Linked DNA regions of Homo sapiens: region 2 is linked to region 1. Evidence: read pairs that join two places in POLR2A ChIA-PET (ENCODE). Cell type or tissue: CD4-positive, alpha-beta T cell. All regions are shown on one strand. Links, peaks and the distances in the headings refer to the core of each region. The heading gives the core; the rest is flanking DNA. Region 1 overlaps MAP3K10 (mitogen-activated protein kinase kinase kinase 10). Region 2 holds the start of LOC124904722 (a long non-coding RNA gene).

What was found. Peaks named below come from ENCODE experiments on the same cell type or tissue, not always from the same donor. Only the 100,000 strongest peaks of a DNase experiment are listed, where the experiment ranks them.
Region 2: POLR2A ChIA-PET joins it to region 1 with 9 read pairs; 4 of 35 experiments call an interaction of 5 or more read pairs at or near these places.

Annotation. Positions count from the first base shown.
Region 1 is chr19:40,193,765-40,200,858 of GRCh38, reverse strand. MAP3K10 (mitogen-activated protein kinase kinase kinase 10) reads right to left here. Exons shown (of 10, transcript NM_002446.4): 2 at 2,304-2,484. Among named protein-coding and RNA genes, the nearest start is that of MAP3K10, 5.9 kb to the right of the region's middle. In CD4-positive, alpha-beta T cell, for the core only: no CTCF peak of the experiment used is centred there; no DNase peak of the experiment used is centred there.
Region 2 is chr19:39,957,733-39,964,826 of GRCh38, reverse strand. It overlaps LOC124904722 (a long non-coding RNA gene), which reads left to right and starts at 4,805. Exons shown (of 2, transcript XR_007067261.1): 1 at 4,805-4,959; 2 at 5,326-5,507. It overlaps LOC124904720 (a long non-coding RNA gene), which reads left to right. Exons shown (of 3, transcript XR_007067260.1): 3 at 1-569. RefSeq lists an enhancer at 4,486-5,295. In CD4-positive, alpha-beta T cell, for the core only: no CTCF peak of the experiment used is centred there; no DNase peak of the experiment used is centred there; H3K4me3 peaks cover 423 bases; H3K27ac peaks cover 340 bases.

The sequences.
Region 1 (7,094 bases), core at 962-5,961:
GCGGGCGGATCACCTGAGGTCAGGACTTCAAGACCAGCCTAGCCAACATGGTGAAACCCTGTCTCCACTAAAAATATAAAAATTAGCCAGTGCATGCCTATAATCTCAGCTACTCGGGAGGCTGAGGCACAAGAATCACTTGAATCTGGGAGGAGGAGGGTGCAGTGAGCTGAGATTGTGCCATTGCACTCCAGCCTGGGCGGCAGAGTGAGACTCTGTCCCAAAAAAAAAAAAAAAAAAAAAAAAGGTAGCACAAATGAACGCCTGATGTACAGCCAGTTGGAAATTCTCCCAAAGGGCTGCTCTGCTCTAGGCTGAGCTGGAGACTTCCTGTCTGATCTGTCTCAGTCCCATACCCATTAATTTGCTGCTTGGACAATCTGGAGCCTCAGCTGGGAATTGACGGGAACAGTAAATGGGGAGACCCAGGTTTGGCTCCAACCAAGCAGAAGGTCCTGGGTTGAAAGTCTCCATGGCCACCATCAACTCTCACTGGTGACAGCAACAGACCCATCATTGGCTGTCTCTACCTAACAGTCAAAGGAGCTTTTATTTTTAAGTATTTTTTTTCAGATGGAGTCTTGCTCTGTCACCCAGGCTGGAGTGCAACGGCGCCATCTCAACCTCTGCCTCCTGCAGTCAAGCAATTCCCCTGCCTCAGCCTCCTGAGTAGCTAGGACTACAGGCACCCACCACCATGCCTGGCTAATTTTTGTATTTTTAGTAGAGATGGGGTTTCACCATGTTGGCCAGGCTAGTCCTGAATGAACTCCTGGCCTCAAGTGAACCACCCACCTCGGCCTCCCAAAGTGCCAGGATTACAGGCGTGAGCCACCGCGCCTGGCCGAATTTTTGTATTTTTAGTAGAGGTGGGATTTCACCATGTTGGCCAGGCTGGTCTCAAACTCCTGGTGTCAAGGGATTCACCCACCTGGGCCTCCCAAAGTGCTGGGATTACAGGCGTGAGCCACCGCACCCGGCCTCCAAAGGAGTTTTTATTTACTTCCTTTTATAAAAATTAATTTAAAAATTTCTTTTTCATATACATGGGGTCTCACTACATTGACCAGGCTGGTCTCAAATTCCTGGCCTCAAGTGATCCTCCCACCTTGGCCTCCCAAAGTACTGGGATTATAGGTGTGAGCTACCACTCTATTCAGACATGGCTCCTCATGGCTTCCTACTTCATTAGAATAAAACCTGAAGGCCACTCCCTCACCCACAGGGCCTTCCAGCTCCCTCTCCTACATAATTTCCTACCTCTCTCTTCCTTGCCTGCACAGTGGCAGCCACATGGGCCTCTTTGCTGTTTCTGGGACACACCATGCTCACCTCAGCACCTCCTTCTTCCTCCAAACTTTTCGTGACTGGTTCCTTTTTGCCACTTGGAACTCAGATGAAGTATCATTTCTCAGATTGCTCAGAGAAGCGTTCCCAAAAGTAGTCTTCCAGCCCTTAAAGTGCCTTCCTCTCAGCCTCCTCGCACTTTGTACTAACACTTTTTTCTGGTGTACTTGTCTTTAAAAATTATAATTTTCTTAAAAAACAGCTTTATAAAAAAGAGCTTCTTGTATGTTGACTGACTTACTATTCCTGAGGGCAGGGATTGCATGTATTTTTCTTCTCTGCTATATCCCTAGAACCCGGTGCAGTTAGATGAAGGAATGAATGAGTGAATTAATCATTTTCCTGTCTGACAGATGGGACAGTGCATGGGCTAGTGTCTGAGGGGGCTTTCAGTGCTAGCATCCATGTGCTGTCTCTATGCTTTTTTAAATTTTTTCTTTTTTTGGAGACAGAGTCTCGCTCTGTCACCCAGGCTGGAGTGCAGTGGCCAATCCCAGCCCACTGCAATCTCTGCCTCCCGGCCTCAAGTGATTCTCCTGCCTCAGTCTCCCGAGTAGCTGGGACAACAGGCATCTGCCACCACGCCCAGGTAATTTTAGTATTTTTAGTAGAGATGGGGTTTCACCATGTTGGTCAGGCTGGTCTCAAACTCCTGACCTCAAGTGATCCGCCCACCTCGGCCTCCCAAAGTGCTGGGATTACAGGTGTGCGCCCCCGCGCCCGGCCTTGTCTCTAGATCCTATGAGCTTTTTATTCTAATCCAGTGTGCCCCCTAGTTGCCATTTGTGCTAGCTGAACAGGTAACTGGCACTTGTCTGGTGGCCTGACCTTGCCAGCAGGTCCCTTTGTCAGACTGAGATCCTGGCTTCAGCAGGAGACCCTCCCTCCCACTCTGCCCTCACCCCTTCCTCCCTCCCTTACTCCCCAGAGGCCATCCCGGCCGCGCCTTTCAGCACCTCCAGACATCACTGCTTTTGGAGAAGAGGGAGAGACGGATAACCTCCGGCGCCATCCAGGCGTAGGTCCCCGCAGCGCTCATCTTGGTGGTCTTGTGCCACTCGCGGGCGAGGCCGAAGTCCGTGATCTTGAGCACCGTGTCTGCGAGGTTGTGGTTCTCGATGGCCTCCAGGATCAGGACTGTGGGGTGGGAAGAAAGGTGGGTCACCCCAGACCTGCCACGCCGCAGACCCAAGTGTTCTGGCCCGCTGCCTCAGCTAGAAACACGTCTTTCCTCTCACTGCCTCAGGCTGCCCCGCTCTGTGGCAGGTCCTTTCCTGGCCTGGAACATCCATGAGCCCCTCCGCCCAGGTCTAATCCCTGTCCCAGGCTCCCATGAGGGAGTAGGGAGCTCCTCCTGTGTCCTCTGCCCTCCTGATTCTGTCCTGGGCTTTGGGGAGCTCCATGAATGGTCAAGAACCAACAGCCAAGGCTGAAGCGGGTCACTTGAGCCCAGGAGTTCGAGACCAGCCTGTGCAACATGGCAAGACCTCATCTCTACAAAAACTTTTTAAAAATACCTGGGTGTGGTGGTGCATGCCTACAGTCCCAGCCACTTGGGAGGCTAAGTTGGGAGGATCACTTGAGGCTGGGAGGTTGAGGCTGCAGTGAGCCATGGTCTTGCCATTGCACTCCAGCCTGGGCAATAGAGTGAGACCTCGTCTCAAAAAAAAGAAACAACAGCCAAGGCCTTAGTCCTCCAGGCCTTGAGTTCCCAGCTACCCTGGAAGCAGGAAGTGCAAACCTGGGGCAGAAGGGAGGAACGTGGCTTCCCCCTCGTGTCTATCACCCCCGTGGCACACTGCAGTCAGGGTCCCAATTCTACCCCTTCCTGTGTCCACACTCTGCCATGAGACTTTGCCATTCTTTCTGCTAAAGAGGCAGAGTATGGCCAGGCACGGTGGCTCACACCTGTAATCCCAGCACTTTGGGAGGCTAAGGCAGGCGGATCACTTGAGGTCAGGAGTTCGAGACCAGCCTGGCCAACATGGTGAAACCTCATCTCTACTAAAAATACAAAAATTAGCCGAGCATCATGGTGCTCACCTGTAATCCCAGCTACTTGGAAGGCTGAGGCATGAGAATCACTTGAACCTGGGAGGTGGAGGTGGCAGTGAGCTGAGATTGCGCCATTGAACTCCAGCCTGGGTGACAGAGCGAGACTCTGTCTCCGAGAAAACAAAAACAAAAACAAAAACAAAGGCAGAGTGCACCCTGACTCTGGCTCAGCCGTATGACTTGCTTTGGCTAAGAATGACAGGGTGCCAATTCCAAGCCCAGGCCTTGCATGTCTGCTGGCCCTCTTGCACTTGTGTCATCACCATGACAACATGCCTCAGCTAGCCTGCTTGTCCAAGAAGATGAGAGCTACTTGGAGCAAAGCCTCTCCAGCTGAGCCCAGCCTCCATCAGTTTACCCTCCAGCTGGTCCGCAAATGCAGGAGCAGTAATACACAATGGCTGTTTTAAGATGCCGAGTTTTGGGGGTAGCTTATTACACAGCATGATCGTGACAAAATCTGACTGAAGTATTCCCTAAACATACTGGATGGTTCTAGCTTACTTTCTACCCGGGTTGTCACTAACAGCCATGAGGATCATGGCTAGTGTTTGTACTGTGCTAAGCTCTCTATAGGAATTGACTCATGAATGACCCCCACCCCGAGCCCTTTTTTATTTTTTTAAAGAGACAGGGTTGGCCAGGAGCAGTGGCTCATGCCTGTAATCCCAGCACTTTGGGAGGCCAAGGTAGGTGGATCACTTGAGGTCAGGAGACCGAGACCAGCCTGGCCAACATAGTGAAACCCTGTCTCTACTAAAAATACAAAAATTAGCTGGGTGTGGTGGCGGGTGCCTGGAGTCCCAGCTATTTGAGAGGCTTTGGTGAGAGGATCACTTGAACCCAGGAGGCAGAGGTTGCAGTGAGCCGAGATCGTGCCACTGCACTTCAACCTGGATGACAGAGCGAGACTCCATCTCAATGAAATAAATAAATAAATAAAGAGACAGGGTCTTTTTCTGTCACTCAGACTGGAGTGCAGTGGTGTGATTATGGCTTGCTGTAGCTTCAAACTTCTGGGCTTAAACAATCCTCCAGCCTTGGACTCCCAAATTGCTGGGACTACAAGAGTAAACCACTGCACCCAGCCACAACCCATTTTTCTTGACTAGCTAACAGAGGCTCAGAAGTCACTTGGCCAAGAGGTCACATGGTTAGAAAATGGCAGGACAAAGGCTTGAATTAGTTTTGTCATCAGAGCTCAATCTCTTAACTGCTGAGATATTTTACTACCTTCTATCACATAGAGGCTCCAAAGTATACAGTGTGCTGCCTGGGTTTGAGTCTCAGCCCTGCTTCTTCCTAGGTGCATAACCCTGTACAGTTTACTTTAATCTTCACACCGAGACTTCTCCTCTATGAAATGGGGCTCGTAACAGAATTTACCTTCTAGCGTTATAGTAAAAATTTATTGCCTGAAGCAATAGGGCCTTTAAAAGTGTTAGCTGTTATTATTAGTGTGTGATATTGCCATAATTGTTCCGAATTTCTCCACTTTTCTTTTTGCCATTCCTGGCTACTTCCCAGTCATAATAATAATAGTAAGGTAGTTCTACTATCATGCCCATTTGGCAGATGAAGGAACTGAAGGTGGCAGAGATTGGCAAATCACCCAGGGTCACACAATTGATAATCCTGCCCATCCTTTAAAGCCCAGCTTCAGATTGGACGCGGTGGCTCATGCCTGTAATCCTAGCACTTTGGGAGGCTAAGGCAGGCGGATCACCTGAGGTCAGGAGTTCAAGACCAGCCTGGCCAACATGGCAAGACCACCGTCTCTACTAGAAATACAAAAATTAGCCAGGCTTGGTGGCGCACGCCTGTAGCCCTGCCTACTTGGAAAGTTGAGGTGGAAGGATCACTTGAACCCGGGAGGCGGAAGGTTCAGTGAGCTGTGATCACACTACTGCACTCCAGCCTGGGTCACAGAGTGAGATGACTCTGTCTCAAAAAAAAAAAAAAAAAAAAAAAAAAAAAAAAAAAAAGGCCGGGCGGGCTTCAGTGTTACCTCCTCCTGGAAGCCCCCACTGTAAATTCCTAGTCTGTAACTCCACCTCTGCAGAAGTTTTCCCTTCTTAGGTCCCCACCTCTCCTGTTTGTATCGAAACCCTGTGACAGAGGGAACATCTCATGGTTTTATGCTTTATTTCTGTATTTCCCAGGCTGGGCCTAAGTCAGTCCCCCTTCAAAATCTTTATGTAATCATGTCACTCCCTGCTTCAAATCCTCTAATGGCTTCCACTACATCAAATAAAATACCCCAAGTCCTCACCATGGCCCCCAAGGTCCTATGTGATCTGGCTCCTGCCAGCCTTTCTGATCCTACTTCCTCCCATCTCTGCCTCAATGCCTGCTGTTCTGGTCTTGCTGTTCTCCAGTGAGACACACTCACTCCCACCTCAGGGCATGTGCCCCACTGTTCCCCTTCCCCAGATCTTTGTAAAGCTGGGTCCCCTTTGTTCAGGTCTCTGCTCAAATGTTGCCTTCCCTGACCACCCGATCTAAATAAAGAGAACCCTCTGCTCCAGCCTTTGCCTTAGTCCACTGAGAGCCCCTGATACTCTCTGAAATTTTGGTATCCATCTATCCATCATTTATTCCTGTTCACCGGAATATAAATTCCATAGCTGGGGGAGGGAGAAATCTTGCCTTGTTCACTTCTGTAATCCCAGAGCTGAGGCAGTGCCTAGTAAGAGTAGGCACTTAAGAATTACTGGTGGAATGAACCAATGAATGAATGATGGCAGATGAGGCGCTCCTTAGGGTAGGATGAGTGGGGAAGCAGTGCTGTGGAGGCGCTGTGTCCTCTGTTTCTGGCACAGAGCAGACCCATCACCCCGGGAGGAAGCCCTGGCCATAAGAGGCCCACTGACCCTTTGACCAGATAGCACTGGCTACAAAAAACCTGGGGGTGTGGGGCGTGCTGTCAATCAGCAGAGGTGAGGAAGGGCTGAGGAGTCCCAGCCTTCAACAGGAGCATGCTGGGTGGCCCTGCCTCCATTTACCCAACATTTCAGAGGTGCTGGGGCATAAGCATCAGTTCCCCAGACACAGCACCAGCTCTGGCACATCGTGGTCACATGTTAGCTTTTTTTTTTTGCGATGGAATCTTGCTCTGTCACCCAGGCTGGAGTGCAGTGGTGCAATCTCGGCTCACTGCAACCTCCACCTCCTGGTTTCAAGCGATTCTTCTGCCTCAGCCTGAGTAGCTGGGATTACAGATGCATGCCACCATGCCCAGCTAATTTTTGTATTTTTAGTAGAGAAGGGGTTTCACCATATTGGTCAGGCTGGTCTCGAACTCCTGACCTCGGGTGATGCACCCACGTCGGCCTCCCAAAGTGCTGGGATTACAGGCGTGAGCCACCGCGCCCAGCCAAGCTCTCTGTTGATATACAAATGTCAGGCTTGGGAGGCAAGGAAGATGCAGTCCCTCTATTCTAGGGGCTTACAATTGCTATGGGTGGGGAATAGCAATATATTCCTAAAAATAGTGGGATGGATTAAAATAAATTTCAAGATGTAGAAGTGACAGAAATCAGGAATAGATGAGATGTGGGTGTTGAGAGCAAAGGGGGCACCTTCACATTTTGGGGCTTAACTGTGAGTGACGTGAGGGCCGGGGACATGCTGGCCTTCTCCACTGCTGATGCCTTTGCTTAGCACATGATCTGGCCTGGTAAATACCAAAT
Region 2 (7,094 bases), core at 916-5,915, 240 kb after region 1:
CAGTGGCGCTATCTCGGCTCACTGCAAGCTCTGCCTCCCAGGTTCACGCCATTCTCCTGCCTCAGCCTCCCGAGTAGCTGGGACTACAGGCGCCCACCACCGCACCTGGCTAATTTTTTGTATTTTTAGTAGAGACGGGGTTTCACCGTGTTTGCCAGGATGGTCTCGATCTCCTGACCTCGTGATCCGCCTGCCTCGGCCTCCCAAAGTGCTGGGATTACAGGCGTGAGCCACCAACGCCCGGCAATCTCCCAATTTATTTAGCCATTCCTTAACTTCTACCAGCAATGTTTTTTAGTTTTCAGTGTATAGGTCTTGTAAATCTTTTGTCAGGTTATCCCTATGTATTTCATATTTTATGATATTATAAATGTTATTAAAATTTTTTAAATTTCTGATTTTTGTTTCCTTATGCTTAAAAATATGATTGACTTTTGCACATTATTCTGTGATCTTGTAAAAATCATTTATTAGTTTTAGGAGTTTCTGTAGATTTCCTGGAGTTTTTTTTGTGACAACTATGTCATTAGTGAATAAAGACAGTTTTATTTTTCTTCCTTTTCAATCGACATTACTTTTGTTTCCTTTTCCTACTTATTACATCGGCCAGGACTTTCAGTACAATATTGACTAGGAGTGGTGAATGCAAACATTCTTTTCTTTGTTCTCAATCTTTGGTGGAAAGCATTTAGACTTCTAACATTAAGTGTCTTTCAAAATGCCCTTTTAGCAGATTAAGGAAGTTTCTTTCTCTTCTTAGTTTGCTGAGTTGGTTTTTTTTTTTTAAACCCTGAATGGATGTTCACTTTTTTTTTTTTGAAATGAACCCTTGCTCTGTCACCTAGGATGGAGTACAGTGGTGCCATCTTGGCTAACTGCAGCCTTCGCCTCCTAGGTTCAAGCAATTCTCCTGCCTCAGCCTCCTGAGTAGCTGGGATTACAGGTGCCTCCTACCACACCCGGCTAGTTTTGCATTTTTAGTATAGAGACAGGGTTTCACAATGTTAGTTAGGCTGGTCTCAAACTCCTGACCTCAGGTGATCTGCCTGCCTCAGCCTCCCAAAGTGCTGGGATTACAGGTGTGTGCCACCACGCCCTGCTAGATGTTCACTTTTGTCAAGAAAATTTTGAACAGACCTTGTATTCCCAGGATAAGCCCTACTTGACCATGATGAATTGTCCTTTTTATATTGCTAGATTCAATTTGCTAATATGAGGGATACTGATTTATAGTGTTCTTTCATTGTAGTGTCTTTGGCTTCTGGTATCAAGGCAATGCTAGCCTCATAAAACAAATTGGAAAGTATTTCTCCTCTTATATTTTCTGAAAGAGAATTTTTTAGAATTCATGTTATTTCTTTCAATAATACTTGATAACATTCTCCAATAAAACTGGGCCTAGAGATTTTCGGGGGAAGATATTTAACTATAAATTTAATTTCTTTAATAGTTCTAAGACCTCTTTATCTTGTTCATCTTTGGTGAATTGTGGTAGTTTGTATCTTTCAAGGGACTGATCTATTACATGTAAGTTGTAAAATTTATAGATACTGTAGTGATATCTCTTCTATCATTCCTAATATAGGTAATTTTTGTCTTCTCTGTTTTTTTCTTGGTTCGTCTGGTTAGAGGTTTATTAGTTGTATTGACCTTTCATAAGGAAAATTTTTGGTTTCATTGATTTTTCCTGTTTTTAATTTCATTGATTTCTGCTCTTTATTTTCTTTTTCCTTCAGTGCTTTGGATTTCATTTACTTTTCTTTTTCTACAATATTAACGTGGAGGGTTAGATTTGAGATTTTCTTTCATGACATATGTGTTTGCTAATATAAATTTACCCCCTAAAAACTGCCTTAATTGCTTACATACATTTTGTTATATTTTATTTTCATTAAGTGAAAAATATTTTCTATTTCTTCTTAATACTTCTTCTTTGACTCCTGGATTATTTAGAAGTGAGTGATTAATTTCCAAATATTTGGGCATCTCCTAGACATCTTTCTGTTAATTGATTTCTACTTTAATTCTATTATGGTCAGAGAAGAGTAGCATTGTTTTGCATTTTTGCAAATCTCTTTAATGTCCAGCTTGATGGAAAACAACTGGATCTTAATGTCTGCTTTTTTTTCTGCTTTTTTTTTTTTTGAGACAGAGTCTCACTCTGTCCCCCAGGCTGGAGTGCAATGGCACGATCTTGGCTTGCTGCAACCTCTGCCTCTCAGGTTCAAGTGATTCTCCTGCCTCAGCCTCCCACGTAGCTGGGATTACAGGTGCGAGCCACTGCGCCCGGCTAGTGTTTTGTATTTTTAGTGGAGACGGGGTTTCGCCATCTTGGCCGGGCTGGTCTTGAACTCCTGACTTCAGGCAATCCTCCTGCCTCGGCCTCCCAAAGTGCTGGGATTACAGGCGTGAGCCACTGCGCCTGGCCAATGTCTGCTTTTGCATTCAATGTGCTGTGATAGTTTGTTTCGGTTAACGTATACCAAAAAAAATGTAGCCACACATATATAAGTAGTGGTAATATGGAAGTATATTTAATCTGCCACCATGAGCTTGACAGCTTCCCAAATGCTTATTGCCTTTCAGATTAGAATGATGTGGATATCTATGACTATAATTTTTCAGTATTTTATAACAAATGTTTCAACATTTGGAAAGCTGTATAACTCACTGCACCAATATTTTCCAAATTCCTGTTGCATGATGCTATAAAACTATGAATGGGTAAAAGATCCATGCAAAGTGCAATATAGACCAAGGGATTTTACTGTAATAGCATGGAAATAATTCACTGATATCGTTTCAGACACCATATTGCAACTAACCTTTAAGATACTTCCACTTGTAGAGTTTTGGTGTAATATTAAAACAAGAAGATTCCATTAATCTGATGATTATTAGCTAAATTGATTTGGGGCAAGGGCCAGTAGTCTTACTTACCATTGTTTTTGCACTATCAGTGCAAATATTAAGAGTGAAAAATTTGAATAACATCTTAGTATTATTATAAAAATAGTTTTGACCTCAGGGACCCTCTGAAGGGATCAGGGACATGCAAGGGTCTGCAGTCCCACTTTGAAAACTTCTCTACTAAGGAAAAAGAGAAAAGTCCAGTGTTTTCCTGCAGGAATTAGAAAGGTAGAGCATTGGTCCAGCCAGGAGGTTAGAGCCAAGGTGAGACCTGAAGGACAAGTACTAATTAGCTAAGAAAGGTGAGGAGAGCCAGGCGTGGTGGCTCATGCCTGTAATACCAGCATTTTGGGAGGCTGAGGTGAGCGGATCACGAGGTCAGGAGATCGAGACCATCCTGGCCAACATGGTAAAACCCCCATCTCTACTAAAAATTCAGAAAATTAGCTGGGCATGCTGGTGCACCCCTGTAATCCCAGCTACTCAGGAGGCTGAAGCAGGAGAATTGCTTGAACCCGGGAGGCAGAGGTTGCAGTGAGCTGAGATTGCGCCACTGCACTCCAGCCTGGGTGACAGAGTGAGACTCCAACTCAAAAAAGAAAAAAAAAAAAAAGAAAGAAAAAAAAACAAAGGCGAGGAGAAAGACATTCCAGACTTTAAAAAAGCAACCCAAGTGGGAGTATGTGTGGGAGACATGTAGGGTGAGAACAGGAGTTTTGGGTTGAGATAGGAGAGGAAGGCTTGAATTATAGGAAGTCTTGAATGTCACCTAAGGAGCTTACAATTTGTCCTGAGGGCAAGGGACAACCCGTGAAGGGTTTTAAGTGGCAGGGAGTGGGGGATTGGGGGAATGACTTAACAAGATTTGTGTTTGTTTAGGATGATCATGCTTACTGTGATGTAGATAGAGACTCAAAAGGATAAGACTCAGCAAAAAAACCCAGAAAGCTGTTGGAATAATCCAGTTGAGAGGTGGTTGCCAGAATCACTTGTAAAATGGTTGTGGATTTAGAAATAGATTGTTTTGAGAGATATAAAGAACATATAAGCAATGAGATTAAGAGAGTAATTAGAGCCGGGTGCAGTGGCTCATGCCTGTAATCCCAGCACTTTGGGAGGCCGAGGCAGGCAGATCACCAGAGGTCGGGAGTTCAAAACCACCTGACCAACATGGAGAAACCCCGTCTCTACTAAAAATACAAAATTAGCTGGGCATGGTGGTGAATGCCTGTAATCCCAGCTACTCTGGAGGCTGAGGCAGGAGAATCACTTGAACTCGGGAGGCAGAGGTTGTGGTGAGCCGAGATCGTGCCATTACACTCCAGCCTGGGCAACAAGAGAGAAACTCTGTCTCAAAAAAAAAAAAAAAAAAAAAAAAAAAAGAATAATTAGAAAGAAGGGTGAAAGGAAAAAAGAGGAACCCAGGATGACACTCCTAGCTTGGACTGCTGGATGATGGCATAGTGTTTGACTAGAATCTAGACATAGGAGGAGGGGCATATTGGAAGGAGAGCAATGAGGTTGAGCTAAGGTACCTGTGGGACATTCGAGTGGAAATTTTCCATAGTCAAATGGGTACATAGGACTGGAGGTGACGTACTTTCTGATTCCATTTGTATGACATTCTTGAAAACACAAGATTAAAGGAACAGAGACGAGGTCACTGGTTTCCAGGGGTTGGTGGGGAGGGATACTACAAAAGGACAGCATGAGAGAAGTTTTGGGGTGATGAAACTGTATCTTGATTGTGGAGGTGTGGGGAAAAGAAAGAGAGATCAGATTGTTACTGTGTCTGTGTAGAAAGAAGTAGACATAGGAGACTCCATTTTGTTCTGTAATCTGTAACCTTACCGCCAACCCTGTGCTCCCTGAAACACGTGCTGTGTCAACTCAGGGTTAAATGGATTAAGGGCTGTGCAGGATGTGCTTTGTTAAACAGATGCTTGAAGGCAGCATCCTCCCTAAGAATCATCACCACTCCCTAATCTCAAGTACCCAGGGACACAAACACTGCGGAAGGCCGCAGGGACCTCTGCCTAGGAAAGCCAGGTATTGTCCAAGGTTTCTCCCCATGTGATAGTCTGAAATACAGCCTCGTGGGAAGGGAAAGACCTGACCGTCCCCCAGCCCGACACCCGTAAAGGGTCTGTGCTGAGGAGGATTAGTAAAAGAGGAAGGAACGCCTCTTTGCAGTTGAGACAAGAGGAAGGCATCTGTCTCCTGCCCGTCCCTGGGCAATGGAATGTCTCGTGTAAAACCTGATTGTATATTCCATCTACTAAGATAGGGGAAAACCGCCTTAGGGCTGGAGGTGGGACATGCGGGCAGCAATACTGTTCTTTAAGGCATTGAGATGTTTTTATGTACACATATCTAAAGCACAGCACTTAATTCTTTACCTTGTCTACGATGCAGAGACCTTCGTTCAAGTGTTTATCTGCCGACCTTCTCTCCACTATTATCCTATGACGCTGCCACATCCCCCTCTCCGAGAAACACCCAAGAATGATCAATAAATACTAAGGGAACCCAGAGGCCGGTGGAGCCTCCGTATGCTGAACGCCAGTTCCCTGGGCCCCCTTTATTCTTTGTCTGTACTTTGTCTCTGTGTCTCTTTCTTTTCCAAGTCTCTCATTCCACCTAACGAGAAACACCCAGAGGTGTGGAGGGGCAACCTACCCCTTCATGGAGGTGGTTACACAAATCTATACATATCAATTTTACTGTTTTTTTTTTTTTTTTGAGACAGGATGTCTCTGTTGCCCAGGCTGGCGTGCAGTGGCACAATCTCAGCTCACTGCAACCTCCACCTCCCAGGCTCAAGTGATCCTCCCACCTTTCATGCATGTCTGTGTGAAGAGACTACTAAACAGGCTTTGTGTGAGAATAAAAGCTTTTAATCACCTGGGTGCAGGTGGGCTGAGTCCGAAAAGAGAGTCAGCCTTCTTGTCTCCAATGATTTGAGATGCAACCTTTATCATATACTAAATATCTATATGCATTTGGGTCTGCTCTGGATTCTCTATTCTGTTCCTTCATTCTGTGGTATTCATGTGCTAATACCACACTGTTTTCATTAGAGGTTTTCTGTTTTAATATCTAGTCAGGTCGGCCAGGCGCGGTGGCTCATGCCTGTAATCCCAGCACTTTGGGAGGCTGAGGCATGTGGATCACGAGGTCAGGACCTCAAGACCAGTCTGGCCAACATGGTGAAACCCCGTGTCTACTAAAAATACAAAAATTAGCTGGGCATGGTGGCACGCATCTGTAATCCCAGCTGCTCGGGATTACAAAAAACAAGAACAGCTAAGAAAGTTCTGAAAAACTCAGGAGGCTGAGGCAAGAGAATCACTTGAACCCAGGAGGCAGAGGTTGCAGTGAGCTGAGATTGTGCCACTGCACTCCAGGCTAGCGATATATATATATATATATATATATATATATATATATATATATTTATATATATGTAGTCAGGTCAGTGGTGCCTCCCTACTCTGGGAGATAGGGTGGGGGCAAAGGGAGATAGGGGTGGGGCCATTTTATAAGATTTGGGTAGGTAAAGGAAAATTACAGTCAAAGGGGTTTTGTTCTCTGGCAGGCAGGAGTGGGGGTCGCAAGGTGCTCAGTGGGGGAGCTTTTTGAGCCAGGATGAGCCAGGAAAAGGACTTTCACAAGGTAATGTCATCACTTAAGGCAAGGACCAGCCATTTTCACTTCTTTTGTGGTGGAATGCCATCAGTTAAGGCGGGGCAGGACATTTTCACTTCTTTTGTGATTCTTCAGTTATTTCAGGCCATCTGGGCTTATACGTGCAAGTCACAGAGGATGCGATGGCTTAGCTTAGGCTCAGAGGCCTGACACCACCTCAGCCTTCCGAGTAGCTGGAACTACAGGTGCACACCACCATGCCTAGCTGATTTTTTGTAGAGATGGGGTTTCACCATGTTGCCTAGGCTGGTCTTGAACTCCTGGACTCAAGTAATTCTCCTGCCTCAGCCTCCCAAAGTTCTGGGATTACAGGCGTGAGCCACCACACCCGGCCTATTTTGCTTTTTTTTTTTTTTTTTTTTTTAAAGATAAACGTGAATAGTGTCTGCTTTTCTATTATTCACAAAGGTAAACATGAACATATATAGATGGAAGGGCAATGGTTTTGGATAGGAGACTCACATAATAAAAATATC